2 separate regions of the Homo sapiens genome follow, and region 1 is linked to region 2. Evidence: read pairs that join two places in POLR2A ChIA-PET (ENCODE). Cell type or tissue: HepG2. All regions are shown on one strand. Links, peaks and the distances in the headings refer to the core of each region. The heading gives the core; the rest is flanking DNA.

What was found. Peaks named below come from ENCODE experiments on the same cell type or tissue, not always from the same donor. Only the 100,000 strongest peaks of a DNase experiment are listed, where the experiment ranks them.
Region 1: POLR2A ChIA-PET joins it to region 2 with 5 read pairs; 5 of 35 experiments call an interaction of 5 or more read pairs at or near these places.

Annotation. Positions count from the first base shown.
Region 1 is chr2:44,288,801-44,294,856 of GRCh38, reverse strand. The region is part of intron 4 of SLC3A1 (solute carrier family 3 member 1); the gene reads right to left. Among named protein-coding and RNA genes, the nearest start is that of SLC3A1, 16 kb to the right of the region's middle. In HepG2, for the core only: a CTCF peak has its summit at 3,002 (motif pointing right); a DNase peak (open chromatin) is centred at 3,066; H3K4me3 peaks cover 299 bases.
Region 2 is chr2:44,057,330-44,065,434 of GRCh38, reverse strand. No RefSeq gene overlaps it. Among named protein-coding and RNA genes, the nearest start is that of LRPPRC, 65 kb to the right of the region's middle. RefSeq lists enhancers at 3,172-3,745, 4,581-5,116. In HepG2, for the core only: no CTCF peak of the experiment used is centred there; a DNase peak (open chromatin) is centred at 3,384; H3K4me3 peaks cover 1,331 bases.

The DNA of each region.
Region 1 (6,056 bases), core at 747-4,746, 230 kb before region 2:
TTGTCCATCTCAAGAAGGAATGAGAAAGGATGTTTCAGAGTACAGAGGAAACTGGTTCTCTACTTAGAGGCAAGAGAAAGAAAACTGACCCTACTCATGTTCAGAAATCTTGGAAAAATTCTTTGCTAACTCCTCCAGAAGCAGGAAGTAGAGGAAAGATCAAGGACTTCAGAATTTGACCCTCTGGGTACAACCCAGCTCTCTCGCTGTCCAGCTGCATGACATAGGGCATCTGCAAGACCAGCTAAGCCTCAGTGTCTCCATCAATAACATAGTATGGAGGGTTTCTGTATGGAGTAAATAAGGTATTGCTGCCAGAGTCAATTGACTTTTCAATTTTTTTTTTTTTTTTTTGAGATGGAGTCTCACTCTGTCACCCAGGCTGGCGTACAGTGGTGTGATCTCAGCTCTGCAACCTTTGCCTCCCGGGTTCAAGCAATTCTCCTGCCTCAGCCTCCTGAGTAGCTGGGATTACAGGTGCCCGTCACCACATCTGGCTAATTTTTGTATTTTTAGTAGAGATGGAGTTTCACCATGTTGACCAGGCTCATCTCGAACTCCTGACCTCAAGTGATCCACCCACCTCAGCCTCCCAAAGTGCTGAGATTACAGGCATGAGCCACCACGCCCAGACCCCTTTCAGTCTTTATATTACCCAATCTCTCTGCATCATTTGACACTGTTGACCAATCTCGTCTTCTGGAAACACTCAGATACCTTAGCTCCGTTATACCCTGCCCCTTGGTTTGTCTCCCTTCTCTGTCTCTTCTGCAGCTCTTTGATGTCAGTGCTCCTTGGGGCTCCATCTTACACCCTCTCGACATTGCACTTCACAATAGTATTTATTTACTTACCAATTTACTGACTATTTAACAAGTACTGTATACAGTAAAAAAAATAGCATCCTAAGTGCTTTACAAAGGTTAAACCATTTAATCTTCAAGTAACCCCATTAGGTACGTACCATTATTGTTCCCCCTTTACCAGTGAGGAAACTGTGGCTCAGGAAGATGATGTGCCTTTGACAAGGTCATGGTTGGTAAGTGGTGGCAGCAGAATTGCAACTGTACGGCGCCCTGACTTATTTGCTAGCCTGGCTCCCTTGGATTTTTCTTTTAATTGGAAGGTCTACCAACACCAGGCCCTCATTCACATGTGAGCAATTCGCTCCAGCTACGTTGCAGTTGGCCCTCTTGCTCACCTTACCCAGCCTGCTTCTCTCACCAAACACCTGCCTGAGCTCTGTAGACATCAGCCACATCAACAAGTCCCAAAGTTTTATCTCTAGACTAGACTTTTCCCTGAGCTCCGTGTCCTTATATCTTTTTTTTTTCCCCCCTAAAACGGTGTCTTGCTCTGTTGCCCAGGCTGGAGTGCAGTGGCATGATCTCGGCTCACTGCAACCTCTGCCTCATGGGCTCAAGCAATTCTCCTGCCTCAGCGTCCCAAGTAGTTGGGATTACAGGTGCCCACCACCATGCCTGGCTAATTTTTGTATTTTTAGGAGAGATGGGGTTTCACCATGTTGGCCAGGCTGGTCTTGAACTCCTGACCATGTGATCCACCTGCCTCAGCCTCCCAAAGTGCTGGGATTACAGGCATAAGCCACTGTGCCCAGCCCAGTGTCCTTATATCTAACTGTCCACTGAACACTTGGATGTGTCACAGGCAGCTCCAACTCTACATACCTAAGATATTTCCCTCTCTCTTCCTGTGTCTCCCATCTCAGACAATGGTTCTGCCACCCACCCCATATTCAAATCTGAAACCTGGGATTCACAGGGGACTCCTCTCAGAGCCCTGATGATTTCTCTGCACCTCTATGCCTCCATCACTGGCCTAAAGCCACCAGAATTTCTTTCCCGATTACTGCACCATCCTCCTCCCTGGCCCCAAAGCCTCCAAACCTGCCCTACTCAAACCCCTTCTCCAAAACCAGACTGATTTCTCAAATTGAAAAAAAATAAAAATAAAAAATAAATACCTAAGACCTTTTAAGCCCAAATCCTTACCAGGGCCTTCAGTGGTGCTCCTGACCTCACCCCCAGTGACCTCTCTAGTCTCATCGGGTCACTCCCTGCTCTATATATCACATCCCAGTGATACTGGACAACTCCCAGCACCTCTAATGTGTCACGATCCACGCTTTCCTCTGCTGGAAACACTCCCACCCATGCCTCTTCACTTAGCTCATGCCTGTTCCTCAGGTATCTCACCTCCTCTGCAAATGTGTCCAGGTTAGGCGCTTGCCCTGTGTATTCCTACCTCCTACTGTCATGACCGCTTGGCACATTTTATTGTAATCGCCTGTTTAATTGTCCACCTCCCACCCCAGAATATAAGCCCCAGGATGGCCACAAGAGGTATCTATCTTACCAGCCCCCACACCCTTAGCACATGGTCAAGACACACAATACCTATCATTAAATGAGTGAATGATTATAATAAAGTGCCTGGCATAGAGGAGGTGCAATAAATGGCACAATTATTATTATCAAGCATAGAGATGGCTAATCAAGCAGGTAGTGAGCGAATTGTGTTTTGAATTGAGCTGCTGCCTCCAGCAGTATCATGCTTAGTAGGGACAGAACGGAGCCTACGCCTGTGCTCTGGGTTCCCTCTCAGCTGGGTCTCCCCAGCAGTCCCTACCCTGGGGCTCAGCATTCCCATATGGCAGGTGTAGGATCACTCCAAACCCCAGATACGAGGCCAGGCCATCTGGAGTCTCTTCCTTGCCATGCTGCTAACCCGCTGGGTTACTTCACCTCTCTGTGTCTCAGTTTCCTCATTTGTCAAATAAGAAATGTGGAGGACCAGTAAAAACCAAAGTGATTGGGAAAGTATAAAGTATTATACAAATATATACCCCTGATACCTCAGAGAAGGTTTTCTGACTTCTTCAGCTGAAAGCACTCAAGCCCCAAGAGGTTCAGAGCAGAGCCAAGTCCCCTGATGGCCAGTACAAAGAGGAGGAGAAAGAGAAGGACAGCAGAGGGTGCTCTCTGCTGGATTTCCCCAGCATGCCAGCTTCCCACTGTGCAGATAAAGCAAAATCTGATAGGAGCGGGGAGGAAGTGGGCTCAGGCTCCAGGAGTACAAGTTGGTATGCAAGCAAGTCATTCCAAACGCCGCCTCCACACAAACCCTCTGAGCTGCAAATTATTAACCTGCTTAACTCTATTGCAGAAACAAGCGCTGCTGGGGGTAAGGTGGGGAGGAGGGTGACAGAAGTCTCCTTCATGCCAAAGGTCCCTTTCCAGGAGCAAAGAGGCTTTCCTCTCAGCTTCTCAGCATTTCTTATTTACTTCTAATAGTAAATCTTCTAAACCAGTCTTGCAAATAAAGTCTAATCTCTCAACCGGAGGCATTAATGATTCATCACATGAGGGATTTCAGCCAGAAGACCAGTAAATAAGGATCCTGTCCACACACTCCACGGCTTGGGTATCTGGAAGAGCACAGCTGGGTTAGTCAAAAAAATAATTAATGTATTGGCTGGCACATTTTTGCAGAATTTATCACACTTGTCTAAACATCCCCAGACAATTCATCACTATTGCCACAAGGAGCCTGGAAAAATCTACTGCCTGATAAACCAACTGTAAACCAGCTGGTTTATACTCACATTTATCAATTTATAACTGAAAACCTCCTTGACAAATCTGTGCAGAAAAAGTGAAGCATGGAGAGGGAAACACATACATTGCCTCAAAGCAGGTGTAGGATTGTGGTTAAGAGCATGAACTCAAGTCCGAGTGTCTGGATTTCAGTCCTGCTCCATGACTCCCAAGGATGGTGACTTTACCTATCTAAGCCTCAATTTCCTTCTCTGTAAAATGATCACAAAACCTCGTAAATTAGGCTTATTCTGAGCATTAAATTATCCAGGAACAGCACTTAGCACATAGAATGTGTGGGGAGAGCATGAGGCGTGGGTGATAAGGAGTTTTGGTGATGAAGAAGAGGAGAGTCCACAGGCTACCAGAGAAGTTTAAAACTAACCCCTAGTTAGTCTGCTGACCATGTCTACAACTACCCACCCCACAACCCCACAACCCCACAACCCCATGGAGGCAAGGTGCCCTCACTCATGGTGCTTACTTCCAGAACCAATTCCAAAACAATTCATACAAATTCTGGAAACACCAAACATATACAGTAAAAAAAAAAAAAGTCTTAAAAATAAGTAGTCTATAGGAATACATTTAACGAAAGAAGTACAAGACATGTACTCTGAGAACTGCAAAACATTGTTGAAAGAAATGAAAGAACACGTAAATAAATGGAAAGACATCTCATGTTCATGAATTGGAAGACTTAACATAAGATGGCTATGTTCCCCAGAGTGAACCACAGATTCAATGCAATCCCTATCAAAACCACAGCAGGCTTCTTTGCAAACATTGTCAAGCTGACTCAGAAATTCACATGGAAATCCAAAGGACTTGGAATAGTGAAACAATACTGAAAAAGAACAAAGTTGTAGGATTCTCACTTCCCGATTTCAAAACTTACTACAAAGCGCTAGTAATTCAGACAGTGTGTGGTACTGACATAAGGACAGACATATAGATGAATGGAACAGAACTGAGAGTCCAGAAATAAACCCATGCATTTATGGTCAATTGATTTTCAACAAAAGTTGCCAGACAATTCAGTAGGGAAAGAATAGTATTTTTAAACATACGTGATTGGAATAACTGAATAGCCACATGCAAAAAAAAAAAAAAAAAGTCGGACAGCTTACCTTCACACCCTATATAAAAATTAACAAAAAATGGATCACAGACAATCTAAAATGTAAGACTAAAACTGTGAAACTGAGAAGAAAACATAGGAGTAAATCTTCATGACCTTGGATTAAGCAATGGTTCTTAGATACGACACTAAAGGCACAAGCAACAAAAGAAAAAAATAAATAAATTGGGCCAGGCGCAGTGGCTCATGCCTGTAATCCCTGCACTTTGGGAGGCCGAGGCGGGTGGATCACCTGAGGTCAGGAGTTCGAGACCAGCCTAGCCAACATGATAAAACGCGTCTCTACTAAAAATACAAAAAATTAGCTGGGCATGGTGGTGCGCACCTATAATCCCAGCTACTCAGGAGGCTGCAGCAGGAAAATCACTTGAACCCAGGAGGCGGAGGTTGCAGTGAGCTGAGATTGCGCCACTGCACCCCAGCCTGGGTAACAAGAGCATAACTCTGTCTCAAAAAACAAATAAATAAATAGGACATCATCAAAATTAAAAACGCTTGTGCTTCAAAAGGCACCATCAAGAAAGTAAAAAGACAACCAACAGAATAGGAAAAATTATTTGTAAATCATGTATCAAGAATATGAAAAGAGGCCAGGTGTGGTGGCTCATGCCTATAATCCCAGCACTTTGGGAGGCTGAGGCAGGAGGATTGCTTGAGACCACGAGTTCGAGACCAGCCTGGCCAACATGGTGAAACCCCGTCTCTACTAAAAATACAAAAATTTGCCAGGTATGGTGATGCGCACCTGTAATCTCAGCTACTTGGGTGGCTGAGGTAGGAGAGTCACTTGAACCCAGGAGGTGGAGGTTGCAGTGAGCCGAGATCACGCCACTGCACTCCAGCCTGGGTAACAGAGTGAGACCCTGTCTCAAAAAAAAAAAGAAAAAAAGAAAAAGAAAAAGAATATGTAAGAACTTTTACAACCCAATAATAAAAAGACAACCCTGTTTAACAATGGGCAAAGGGCCAGGTGCGGTGGCTCACACCTGTAATCCCAGCACTGTGGGAGGCCAAGGAGGGAGGATTGCTTGAGACCAGGAGCTCGAGACCAGCCTGGCCAACATGGAGAAACCCCATCTCTACAAAAAATACAAAAATTAGTTGGGCATGGTGGCACGTGCCTATAGTCCCAGGTACTCAGGAAGCTGAGGCGCAAGAATCACTTGAGCCTGGGAGACTGGGGTTGCAGTGAGCCGAGACTGCACCACTGCACTCCAGCCTGGGTGACAGAGTGAAACTCTATCTCAAAAAAAATAAATAAATAAAAATGAAATAAAAATGGGCAAAGGATTTAAATA
Region 2 (8,105 bases), core at 1,821-5,820:
AAAAAAAACCCAAAAAACTGTGCTAGGGCCAGGCGTGGTGTCTCATGCCTGTAATCCTAGTGTTTTGGGGGGCCAGCACTGGAGGGTTTGTTGAGTCCAGGAGTTTGATACCAGGCTGGGCAACATAGCAAGACTTCATCTCTACAAAAACTTTAAAGAAAAAGTAGCCAAGGCTGGGCACAGTAGGTCACGCCTGTAATTCCAGCACTTTGGGAGGCTGAGGTGGGCGGATCACCTGAGGTCAGGAGTTCGAGACCAGCCTGGCCAACATGGCAAAACCCTGTCTTGAGACAGGGCTGATATCTCTGGAAATGGTAGGTGGGAATAGACAGGGTATGAAAAGCTTAGCAGTTTTAACTTTATTTTATAGGCAATTGCTTCTCAGCCTTTTGGCTAAGATCAAGTGTAGTGTTCTACATGCAATTGGAGTGCCATCAATGGTTTGAACAGGGAAGCATCATGATCAAACCTGTGTTTCCTAAAGATAACTTTGGAAGTAGTTGTTTAGGATAAGGCTTGAGGGAAAGAGGGAACTGGGAGGGATGAAATTTACATATCAGAATTCAGCTGGGGGAAAAAATTAGCTTCTTCACTTTTTTTTTTAAACAGGGTCTTGCTCTGTTGCCCAGGCTGGAGTGCATAAATAAGCACTGCAGCCTTGAACTCCTGAGCTCAAGGAATCCTCTCCCCCTCAGCCTCTCTAGTAGCTGGGATTACAGGCACACACCACCACATCTGGCTAATTCTTTAGTTTCTTTTAGAGACAGAGTCTCTCTGCATTGCCTAGGCTAGTCTGAAACTCCTGGCCTCAAGGGATCCTCCCACCTCAGTCTCCCAAAATGCTGGGATTACAGGTGTGGGACACTGCACAGGCCTGCTTCTTTACTCCTTGTAACTTACTTTTTCTTTCTCTCTTGACCCCATTCCTCAGGCCAGGTGCAGTGGCTCACGCCTGTAATCCCAGCACTTCGGAAGGCTGAGGCAGGCGGATCATCTGAGGTCGGAAGTTTGAGACCAGCCTGACCAACATGGAGAAACCCCAGCTCTACTAAAAACACAAAAAAATTAGCTGGGCATGGTGGTGCATGCCTGTAATCCCAGCTACTTGGAGGCTGAGGCAGGAGAATCGCTTGAACCCGGGGGGCAGAGGTTGTGTTGAGCTGAGATTGCGCCATTGTACTCCAGCCTGAGCAACAAGAGCAAAAACTCTGTCTCAAAAAACAAAAAATAAAAGACCCCAGTTCCTCTAATGGTTACGATGAGGTGACGACTTAAGCTTCCCAATTGAAGCTAATTCTGGCCAGGTGCAGTGGCTCACACCTGTAATCCCAGGACTTTGGGAGGCTGAGGCAAGTGGATCGCCTGAGGTCAGGAGTTCAATACCAGCCTGGCCAACATGGTGAAACCCCGTCTCTACTAAAAATATAAAAATCAGCTGGGTGTGGGCCGGGCATGGTGGCTCACACCTGTAATCCCTGCACTTTGAGAGGCCGAGGTGGGTGGATCACAAGGTCAGGAGATCGAGACGATCCTGGCTAACATGGTGAAACCCCGTCTCTACTAAAAATATAAAAAATTAGCCAGGTGTGGTGGCGGGCGCCTGTAGTCCCAGCTAGTCGGGAGGCTGAGGCAGGAGAATGGCGTGAACCCAGGAGCCAGAGCTTGCAGTGAGCCGAGATCGCGCCACTGCATTCTAGCCTGGGTGACAGAGTGAGACTCCATCTCAAAAAAAAAAAAAAAAAAAATCATCTGGGTGTGGTGGCATACGCCTGTAATCCCAGCTACTCGGGAGGCTGAGGCAGGAGAATCACTTGAATCCAGGAGGTGGAGGTTGCAGTGAGACGATATCGCACCACTGCACTCCAGCCTTGGCGAAAGAGAGACTCCGTCTCAAAAATAAATAAATAAATAGGCGAATTCTATTACATCTAGCTTTAAAAAAATGGCGGGATTGAGAGTTGTTAACTCAGTTTTTGCTGAGAAATTACAGTCGTTCAAATGTAAATTGCTCAGTCTTCCAAATATCCCCTAAAATCTCTCCTCCAGAGAAGGCTTCCCTTCCTCCCTTCCAAGATAGTAGCTGAGAGCAGTAAGGCCCTACAGAACCTCATGGCCTTGTGGGAAGGGCTGCTGCTGTACACGTGCTCTCCAGCTGAGCTGCCTTCTCCTACTTATCTCCAGGCATTGGCTTTGGTTCTCTGCCTCTGCTGCTGAGGCATCATGGGTGGCATGAAGCACAATGTGTTCCCTTCGCTTGGGAAATGCACAGCCCTGTTCCCCCCGGAATGCTGCCACCTCCTCCGTAGTGACTTGGCTCCACCTCTCCTCATACTGGTTCTGCAGATCTTCTGAGGTCAGGCTGCAACTCCCAACCAGTCACCAGCTTGGACTCCTCTACAGATGACTCTGTACCTCTCTCTCCATGATGACCCTCAGAGTAGAGACTGCAGTGCACCATCTAGATTTGCCCTTTAGATCTGCCAGGAATGTTGGGCACAGAAGTCATATAGCTGAGTTCTTTCTCAGGTATACCCCTCCTGGAGGGGGGACGGGAATGCATCTAATGAGTGGTCAAAATAGGGATACAAGGATTCAGCTCCCTTGCCTCAATTCGGAACTATTTATTTATTTATTTGAGATGGAGTCTCACTCTGTCACTCAGGCTGGAGTACAGTGTTGCGATCTCAGTTCACTGCAACCTCTGCCTCCTGGGTTCAAGCGATTATCCTGCCTCAGCCTCCCGAGTAGCTGGGATTACAGGCGCATGCCACCATGCTGAGCTAATTTTTTGTATTTTTTAGTGGAGACGGGGTTTCACCCTGTTGGTCAGGCTGGTCTTGAACTCTTGACCTCAAGTGATCCGTCTGCCTTGGCTTTTCAAAGTGCTGGGATTACAGGCATGAGCCACTGCACGCAGCCATTTGAGAGCAATTCTAAAAGACTATCCCAGCTTCAGAGCTCCCCACGGGATCAATGGAGGCCTTTATTAACAGTGCCAGAGCTCAGTTTCTCTCTCTGCTTAGTCCTTACTCCCTTACAGTTATAGTTGCCAAGAGCAGCTCCCTGTAACCTCCCTAGGTTGCCACCTAAAGCCCTCATGTCTCCTCCAGGGAAGTGTCTGAAAATTCACTGAAAACCAACTGACTAAAGGTAGATTCATTGGAGAAAAGGCATAAAAACATTAACATGCATGGGAGGAAATTACAGACTGATCACCCAAAAAACAGTGCAGTCCAGAAGCTCCCCTTTTTTCATAAGGGAGGGGGGAGATGGGAATTGTAGACAATTCTTTGAAGGGGTAGTAAATCATTAGGGAGAACGAATGGCGTTGGGAGGCCACCAGTACAGAAACGTAAGGAACAGAGGTTGCTTCACAGGAACAAAGGTTGTCTTATTATGCAACTAAAGTTCCCCGCTGCGGGTAATCTCTTGGAGCTACCCGCATAACAGAGGAAAAGTCAGCCTCGGCATGGTGATGACTTGAGTCTCTTCTCTCATGGTTGATCATTCCTGGTTAGTTGATGAGATCCCCAGGGAGGGAGTCTTAAGACAATTGCATTTAAGCGTTCTTAGAAGTCAGATAAGCAAATTCCAGAGAGGGTCCCTTCTATTGCTTCTTCGGGAAAAAGGACCAGAGCGACAGGGAGGTTGGGGCAAAGAACAGAGAGAGACATTGGTTCTGGGACTTATTTCTGAAGTGAGGAGAGCCTCTGCCCGGCCGCCCCACCATCTGGCAAGTGAGAAGCGCCTCTGCCCAGTCGCCGCTCCGTCTGGGAAGAGAGGAGCGCCTCGCCCGGCCGCCACACCGTCTGGGAAGTGGCCCCTCTGCCCAGAGGCCACCCTGCCTGGGAAGTGAGGAGCACCTCTGCCCGGCTGCTGTGCAACCCTCCAAGTGTGAAGTGGCTGCCGTGTGTGTGATCTTTCTGCCCTCCCCAAGTTTTCATTTTTGACATTAAAGTTTACTTTTAAATTTTTTTTAAAAAAAAGAAGAAAAAGGGAGCCAGAATGGGGACTTTTCGGAGCAGCGCAGAGCAACGGGGAGGAAGACGCAGGATTGGTTACCTGTGTTTTCCTTTTTTGCATGACAGCCCTCACTGACACAGCCAGACCTGAGGCAACCCTTTCAACCCACCTAGGGAAAAGAACATGTTTCTGCCTTCAAATGTACTTGTTATAAACTTTGCCCCAGGAGGCAAAATGAAATTATAGCCAAGCCTACACATCAGTGAGCTGTATTGTGATAGAAAACATCAAACAACTCTTTTGTACTTTGGATTTTGATTCACAGTAAAACTTTCCACTAGAAATCAATATTGACTTCTCATCACCTGCAGGTCAATATACCTTAATGAACCTTGGTGTCACCTCCCCTTTCTCTACTCTTTTTACTCCTAGAGACTTAGAGAGCTCAGAAGACAGGAAGATGTGGGAAAGTTTGGAACTTCCTAAAGACTTGATGAATGGCTTTGATCAAAGTGCTGATAGTGATAAGGATGATGAAGTCCAGGCTGAGGTGGTCTCAGATGGAGATGAAGAACTTCTTGGGAACTGGAGTAAAGGTGACTCTTGCTATGCAATGAGACTGCTGGAATTTTGCCTCTGCCCTAGAGATCTTTGGAACTTTGAACTTGAGAGAGATGTTTTAGGGTATCTGGTAGAAGAAATTCCTAAGCGGCAAAGTACTCAAGAGGAGGCAGAGCATAAAAGTTTGGAAAATTTGCAGCCTGCTGATGCAATAGAAACAAAAACCCCATTTTCTGGGGAGAAATTCAAGCCAGCTGCAGAAATTTGCATAAGTAACGAGGTGCCAAATGTTAATCACCAAGACAATGGGGAAAATGTCTCCAGGGCCTGTTAGAGACCTTCACAGCAGCCTCTCCCATCTCTGGCCCAGAGACCTAGGAGGAAGGAAATGGTTTCTTAGGTCAGGCCCAGGGACCCCCTGCTGTGTGTTAGCCTAGGGACTTGGTGCCCTGCATCTCAGCCACTCCAGCTGTGCCTAAAAGGGGCCAAGGTACAGCTCAGGCCATGGCTTCAGAGAGTGGAAGCCTCAAGCCTTAGCAACTTCCATGTGGTGTTGAGTCTGTTGGTGCACAGAAGTCAAGAACTGAGGTTTGGGAACCTTTGCCTAGATTTCAGAGGATGTATGAAAATGCCTGGATGTCCAGGCAGAAGTTTGCTGCAGGGGCAGAACCCTCATGGAGAACCTCTGCTAGGGCAGTGAGGAAGGGAAATGTAGAGTTGGAGTCCCCACACAAAGTCCCCACTGGGGCACTGCCTAATGGAGCTGTGAGAAAAGGTCCACCATCCTCCAGACCCCAGAATGGTAGATCTACCAACAGCTTGCACCATGCGCCTGGAAGAGCTGCAGACACTCAACACCAGCCTGTGAAAGCAGCCAGGAGCGGGGATGTAACCTGCAAAGCCACAGGGGTGGAACTGCCCAAGGCTGTGGGAGCCCACCTGTTGCATCAGCACGGCCTGGATGTGAGACATGGAGTCAAAGGAGATTATTTTGCACCTTTAAGGTTTAATGCCTGCCCTATGGATTTTGGACTTTCATGGGGCCAGTATCCCCTTTGTTTTGGCCAATTTCTCCCATTTGGAGTGGGTGTGTTTATCCAATGCCTGGACCCCCATTGTATCTAGGAAGTAACTAATTTGATTTTGATTTTACAGGCTCATAGGCAGGATGGACTTGCCTTGTCTCAGATGAGACTTTGGACTTGGACTTTTGGGTTAATGCTGGAATGAACTCAGACTTTTTTTTCTTTTTTTTTTTTTTATTTTGAGACAGAGTCCCACTCTGTCACCCAGGCTGGAGTGCAGTGGTGCAATCTCGGCTCACTGCAACCTCCACCTCCTGGATTCAAGCCATTCCCCTACCTCAGCCTCCCAAGTAGCTGAGATTACAGGCACCTGCCACCACACCTGACTAATTTTTGTATTTTTAGTAGAGACAGGTTTCACCATGTTGGCCAGGCTGGTCTCAAACTCCTGACCTCAGTTGATCCACCCACCTCTGCCTCCCAAAGTGCTGGGATTACAGGTGTGAGCCAATGTGCCCTGGAATGAGTTAAGAGTTTGTGGGACTGTTGGGAAGGCATGATTGTGTTTTGAAATATGAGGACAGGAAGTTTGGGAGGGGCCAGGGGCAGACTGATATGGTTTGGCTGTGTCCCTACTCAAATCTCATCTCAAATTGTAGTTCCCATAATCCCCATGTGTCGTGGGAGGGACCCGGTGGGAGGTAATTGAATCATGGGGGTGGTTACTTCCATGCTGTTCTTGTGATAGTGAATGAGTTCTCACGAGATCTGACGGTTTTATAAGCGTCTGGCATTTCCCCTACTTGCACTCATTCTCTCTCCTGCCGCCCTATGAAAAGGTGCCTTCCACCATGATTGTAAGTTTCTTGAGGCCTCCCCAGCCATGCAGAACTGTGAGTCAATTAAATTTCTTTCCTTTATAAATTACCCAGTCTTGGGTATTTCTTCATAGCAGCATGAGAACAGACTAATATACCTCCTCAAGTCCTGTCTCCTCCAGGAAACTTTCCAGAAGACAGCACCCAAAGCCCTGCTTGTCTCAGCCATCCATTTGTTGGGCCTCAATACTGCCATGTGGTGCCATGTGCATTTAAAGTGGAGATGTCTGAACTCCTGAACTGGACCACACACTCCTGGGTCTTAATTTGTCTTTGTACTTCTTAGTACCACTTACTGCACACTATGCCTGGTGCTCGGGAGGGGCCAGTGAGCATCTGAGGATGGCTAGTCAAAAGGGTGTCAAGTTCAGGAAGTGTTTATTTAGTGTCTACTCTGTGCTGTCTGCTGTGAGAGGCCCTGTGACACATGTCCCCTTGCTTTCAGTCTATTTAAACTGCTCCTGTGTGCTTGCTGGCTACTGCCTGGGCACAATGCACAAAGTTAAGGCTTCTGTGTTCTTACGAGGCAAAAATTAGTCCACTTGACTCTTAGGAAAAACGAAAACAAAGAACTCAGTCTCCTGAGTCTCAGCAGCAGCCAATTACTTAAAAAGTGCTGCTTGAAGAGGATTTCAGTCAAATTCCCCACTTTCGGAATGTCCATCCCACTGCCTGTCATTACACCATTATAGTCTCATTGTCTTGGGCAAAATGTTTTACTTCTCCTCTGTGGTCCTTTCTAAAATGCAGCACCTCCCCACCTTCCCAGTGAGTATTAGGCCTTATCAGCTGACAGTAACTGGGAATCAGGAAGAATGGGACACAGGACAATATTTATGGAATGGGGAGAACAGTCCAGTTCCTTACCTGGCTCACAATACCCGTCATGCTCTGGCCCTTGCCTGCCTTCCCAGCTTTATCTCTCATCACCCTTGCCATTGTAACACTAGAATCGTGCAACACCCAACATCTTTCATGCCCTTCCCCATTCCCTGCTCTCATTTGCTTTCTGACCTTTGCTTTAAACATGTTGCACCCACTCCTTTGACTGCCTAACTCCTATTCATTCTTCAGATTTCATTTCAGACATCAGTCCTCCAGGAACACTTCCCCACTCATCTCAGTCAGAGTTTGATGGCCCAGCCTCATATCCCCATAGTTCCTTGTACTTCCTTCATTGGAGCATATTATGCACTGTACTACATGTATTGCCTGTATCCTCCGGTTAACTGTGAGCCCCCAGGGCACAAGTTCCATGTCTGACTTTTGGCTATGACACTGCCCAGCATAATAGTCACTCAACAAATACAGCATGAATCAGTAAACAGGGCTTGAATGAACAGATGAATGTACTAGGGACAGAGTTTACCTCCTCCACATGTTGTGAAAGACTTGCCTTGCTTGAGACCCACACGGTTTTTCTAATTCCAGAAAAGTCAATTTTTAAATTTTATTTTTTATTTTTTTATTGAGGTGGGGTCTTACTCTGTCACCCAGGCTGGAGTGCAGTGACGCAATCTTGGCTCACTGCAACCTCTGCCTCCGGGATTCAAGTCATTCTCTTGCCTCAGCCTCCTGAGTAACTGGGATTACAGGTGCCTGCCACCATGCCTGACTAATTTTTTGTACTTTTCATAGATAGGTTTCACCATATTGGCCAGGTTGGTCTCAAGCTCCT